Linked DNA regions of Homo sapiens: region 2 is linked to region 1. Evidence: read pairs that join two places in POLR2A ChIA-PET (ENCODE). Cell type or tissue: OCI-LY7. All regions are shown on one strand. Region 1 overlaps USP35 (ubiquitin specific peptidase 35). Region 2 has its middle 19 kb from the start of NDUFC2-KCTD14.

Evidence for each region. Peaks named below come from ENCODE experiments on the same cell type or tissue, not always from the same donor. Only the 100,000 strongest peaks of a DNase experiment are listed, where the experiment ranks them.
Region 2: POLR2A ChIA-PET joins it to region 1 with 7 read pairs; 3 of 35 experiments call an interaction of 5 or more read pairs at or near these places.

What each region holds. Positions count from the first base shown.
Region 1 is chr11:78,201,349-78,203,848 of GRCh38, reverse strand. All of the region lies in intron 6 of USP35 (ubiquitin specific peptidase 35), which reads right to left. Among named protein-coding and RNA genes, the nearest start is that of USP35, 14 kb to the right of the region's middle. In OCI-LY7, no CTCF peak of the experiment used is centred here; a DNase peak (open chromatin) is centred at 958; H3K4me3 peaks cover 748 bases; H3K27ac peaks cover 736 bases.
Region 2 is chr11:78,097,500-78,099,999 of GRCh38, reverse strand. No RefSeq gene overlaps it. Among named protein-coding and RNA genes, the nearest start is that of NDUFC2-KCTD14, 19 kb to the right of the region's middle. In OCI-LY7, no CTCF peak of the experiment used is centred here; no DNase peak of the experiment used is centred here.

The DNA of each region.
Region 1 (2,500 bases):
CCCAATACTTTGGGAAGTCGAGATGGCTGGATCACAAGATCAGAAGATCGAGACCATCCTGGCTAACACAGTGAAACCCCATCTCTACTAAAAATACGAAAAATTAGCCAGGCGTGGTGGCAGGCGCCTGTAGTCCCAGCTACTCAGGAGGCTGAGGCAAGAGAATGGCGTGAACCTGGGAGGCAGAGCTTGCAATGAGCCGAGATCACGCCACTGCACTCCAGCCTGGGCAACAGAGCAAGACTCTGTCTCAAAAAAAAAAAAATGTAATATTAAAACATGTAAACATGTTTATAATTACGACATACATACTTGAGTCTTTGAGATAAAGTGAGGTTGTAGACAAACTCAGAGCTCATGTCAGGCTACTTTGGGTGAGTTCCCCTCTCTGACGTCAAGTACTTGGGTGGAAACGTTCGAGAAGCCCAGATCTAGCCGAGTGGTGCAACCTAGTTTTCAAGGCACTGCTCTGCTGATTTTTCTGATCTCCCTTCCCCCTCACACATTACCACCAAACTAACCTCACATGTTCCCACTTCCATGCCTCCCCTCCGATGCATCCAGAGTGTCCTTTTTCAGTCCCCGTACAGTAAGATCAAACTCCTGTATCCCTTCTCTATGAAGCTTTCCAGGATCTTCTCAAGGCGCGGGGTTGAGAAGGCGGGGTCCTTGAGAAGGACTGTATCTGTATCATCTTATAAAGCCTAACTCCCTGCCCCTACTGGTACAGGTATGTGCAGACTCCCCTCATCCCCTGATCAGACAATCCATGGGCCCCTACTGTGCAAAGCCTGCATCTCACTCATCATGGGTTTTCCTCAGTGCCCGGGGCAGGGTCCCTCCTCTCTGCCTGCACCTTCATTACAGCATTCTCCTACAGTCCTGCTCAAACAATAACCCACTCATTTGCTCACAGACATCTACTAGGCACAAAGATCAAAAGGACAGGGTTCCTGCCCACAGAAGCTCACTGTTTCCTGTCTAGCAGGAAACAGACAGACCCAGCCACAGAATCTCCAAGCTTTCCTCCTACCTCCCTTTCGATGTAGAAACCCTTGGGCAACACACCTGACACAGGGAAGTCCTCCTCATCCACCTCCACTGTCGGGGGCTCATGACCTATCATGGCAGCCCCTTCCATTGTAAGGCAGCTTTGATTATCAAAAAGTTCTTTCTCGTGTTAAGTTTGAAAAACTGAGAAGATCCAAGTAAATAACGGAAGTTTTGTTTGTTGTATCTACCAACTGTCATTCATGCAGGATTGTTCCTTTGTGTGTTTTATAATTTTGGGACTATAAACTCATTTTCAGTAGAACTTTACCTTTATGGCCTGATTTATGTCTTTCTACCAGGTTACCCTTGGGTACTACAAGTTTATGACTATTTTTAATGTGGGGAAGGGCCACAACCCCCAAAATGATATGAATTTGAACCCCTAAATCCACATGAGAGCAGGCCACTGATTACATTTTTTTCCCCAATCCAGAGCCCAGACGAAGCCAGAAAAGTTTCCCTGATGTCTATTTAAAACCATGTGCATATTTTTTCCTAGACCATTCTTTTGCTAATGGTACAACCTTTCTTGGGTCCTGGCTTTTAGTCGGCTTCTTAGTGCTAACTCCCTGCTGGGGATAGGCCCAAAGTCTGACCTCCTGTCCCTACCAACTCAAGTCCCTTTGTGACTGAGATTGGCCATCTCAGCCACGCACTTGCCTCACTCCAGAGGAAAAAGAACATTGTTTCTCACCTACCACTCTGGAATTCAGTTATCTCTTCCTTTTTGGCCCCTGGGGACTCCCCCTTACTTTCTTGCAAGCTTAGCTATGTACTTAAAGTGATGTTTGTTATATTTTAACAAGCATTTCTAGCTGTTTTGTAGCAGGACACTTTTCAGGTTATCTCGTCTGCTGTGCTGCAGATGTAAAAGTCAGATCAAAGGTTCTGCAAGGGCCACCTACCTAGACCCCTTCACCCCACCCAACCTGCCTTCTCTATCAGGCAATGGGGAAGGCTCTGCCATCCAGACTCCAGCTACATGTCTCACTACCTCTGTGACTTTGCACAAGTCACCAAACTTCTCCAAGTCTCCTTTTCCTCATCTATGAGATTGAAATGAACCGTATCATCTTTGTAGGTTTCTTGTGAGCATCAGAAGACAAAACATACAGGAAAATAATCTCAAGTGTAGCAGTAGCCACAGATGTTAGTCACTGTCAGATCCTAGCAACCCGTCAAGCCCAGCTTGATGAGGCCTCTAAGAAACTCTTTCTTCTTAGAGGCCTCATCTGTCCTCTCTAACTGGAGAAGATCTTTCCTTCCTCTGGTTTCTCACTGCTCTCAAGCCAAACCTTGTAGACATTTTCAAAAGCTGCTCCGACCAGAGTTTCTCGTATCCAAGTCTGTCACCCTCACCAGGCTGCGATCCTCTCAATGGAGGAGACTCCGTTTGCTTCATGCCCATGCCCCCAGTTCCCAGCCTGGGCTTGGTGCAGAGCAGGAC
Region 2 (2,500 bases), 100 kb after region 1:
CCAGTTATTCCATCTCTTCCGTCTACTCCATTTTCTAAGACTTCTTTTTGGTCTGTTATTGCAGAGACAAAGATGGGGATCTTGCCAAAGGGGGAGGGAAGCGTAGCGCCTCTAACCTGTTTTCCTGCCCACAGACTCTCCTCCACCCTGTGTTCCAGCTGGCCTAACAACTTCAAACTCCCCGTGTGCCATGCTGTCTTGTACCTCTGTTCCCTTTCATTCATGCTGCTTCCTCTCCTCTCTGCTGACTTCTACCCTGTCATCTGATTATATGAACCTCTTCAAGATTCAGCTTAACTGCTACCATGTCTGTCAATATAAAGGCAGAATGGTGTAGTGATTAAGAGTAGGGCCTTAAAGTCGTATGTCCTGGTTGTAAATCTTGCCTCCATCATTTTTTTTAAAATCTGTAGGCAGGTTATTTAACCATCTTTTATCTGAATGTTCTCATCTCTAAAATGATTACATAAAAGATTAAGAACACTGCCTGATGCATTTTAAGTGCTCGGTCAATAGCATTGCTATTTATGTGAATCTTTTCCTATCCCTCTACCTTCCCTCCTCCTGCAGAATTGAGTTGCTCCCACTGTGCCAGGAGTCTGCTGATACCATTAACTGCTGTAATACTGTGTTATGCTTGTTTACCTCTTTTCCCCAGGAGACTAGCAGTTTGAGACCACACTTGTCTTCATAGCCCCAGTTTTTAGCACAGTTGAATGAATGAATGAAGCACACCAAACCAGCCATGATTAAAACCTAAATATTTTACTAGTACAAGCATTAACACAAAGGACCAGTATAGTTCCTCACGTCTTTGCTGTTGTCCAAGCCAAAAAAAAAAAAAAGTAGAAGATGAATTTGGATGGATTTCAACCTGACCAAATTTACTTTTTTGGTTGTTATTATGAAAGTGATGTGATGTCAGAACGGGAAGAGCTCATCTAGTGTAGGGATTTCCAGAATGTTCTGTAGAGCACTGGAGGTTCTTCAGTGTTGCCTCAGAGGCCCTGGGCTCTGTCCATAGTAAATAGCTTTGATCTGTTTCATATATTCACATGGCTTCATATACATTTTCATTTGACTTCAAAGTCCAAATATAGCCTTAAAGCAGTTCAGCTGAGCACAGTGACCCACACTTGTAATCCCAGCACTTTGGGAGCCTGAGGCAGACAGATCACTTGAGCCCAGGAGTTCAAGACCAGCCTGGGCAACATAGTGAGACCCTTTGTCTACAAAAAATCAAAAAATTAGCCAAGCCTGGTGACATGCGCTGTAGTCCCAGCTACTCAAGAGACTGAGGTGGGAGGATCACTTGAATCCTGGAAGTCGAGGCTAAGTGAGCTGTGTTCACACCACTGTATTCCAGACTGGGGAAGTAAGCAAGACCCTGTCTCAAAAAAAAAAAAAAAAAAAAAAAAAAGTCAATGTCTTATATTACCGGGAGGGAAATGGCTCCAGACTCTGAAGAATACCTTGTTGGTGCCAACACAGACTAGAATCTAGACTTTTTGTCTAGAGCCCAAGATTCTTTTATTCTTTTCCAAACACTATACTTTGTAATCATGTTTTAAAACTTTACAGAGATATGGGTGGTTTTCAACAACAAATTCCTAAATTTCAGTCAATAAATGAAGTGCTGGTGGCGTGTGGTGGCTCATAGCGCTTTGGGACACCGAGGCAGGAGGATCACTGGAGTCCAGGAGTTCAAGACCAGCCTGGGCAACATAGTGAGACCTGTCTCTACAAAAATAAAAATTAGCCAGGCGTGATGGCCCGTGCCTGTAATCTCAGCTACTCAGGAAGCTGAAGTGGGAGAATCACTTGAGCCCAGGCATTTGAGGCTGCAGTGAGCCATGATCCTGCCAATGCACTCCAGCCTGGGTGACACAGCAAGACCCCATCTTAAAAAAAAAAGAAATGCTGTTTCAAAATATTTTGAAATTGGGAATTAAGCAAAGTTTAAGAACAAGATAGTATTATCAAAATGTAAACAAATAAGATACATAACTCATTTCTTACCTACTAATTAATGTATATGCAATGTGCCACAATTTAAGAAGATAAAAGAATAAGTGGTGGGACTTCGTGTTCTTGGTCACTGTATCTTTCCCCAGGTGGAGGCATAGAGCCAGAACTGGGCGGGAACTACTAGGAAGATGTGCTGTCTTTCTAGCCCAACTCTGGTATAGTGTTTCTTGTTAAGTGTTTTAGACTTGTATAGTGTTATAGACTTCCACCCTGAAACTTTGTGAAGGAAGCACTCAGTATCAGAAATGCCCCCTAGGTATAGCCCATGCAGCTTCTGTTTGCAGTTAATAGGAAAGAAAACATGCCAATAAAATAATGACCTTTGAAAAATATGTATTTTTGATTAAAATGTCAATTTTATGCACATATTTTGATTTTAATTGCATCATGAGTCATCTGTTAAAAAGAGTTTGAACGTTTGTTTTTAGATATATTTCTCTTTAAGATTTTGATGAAATTACACTTATAGCAT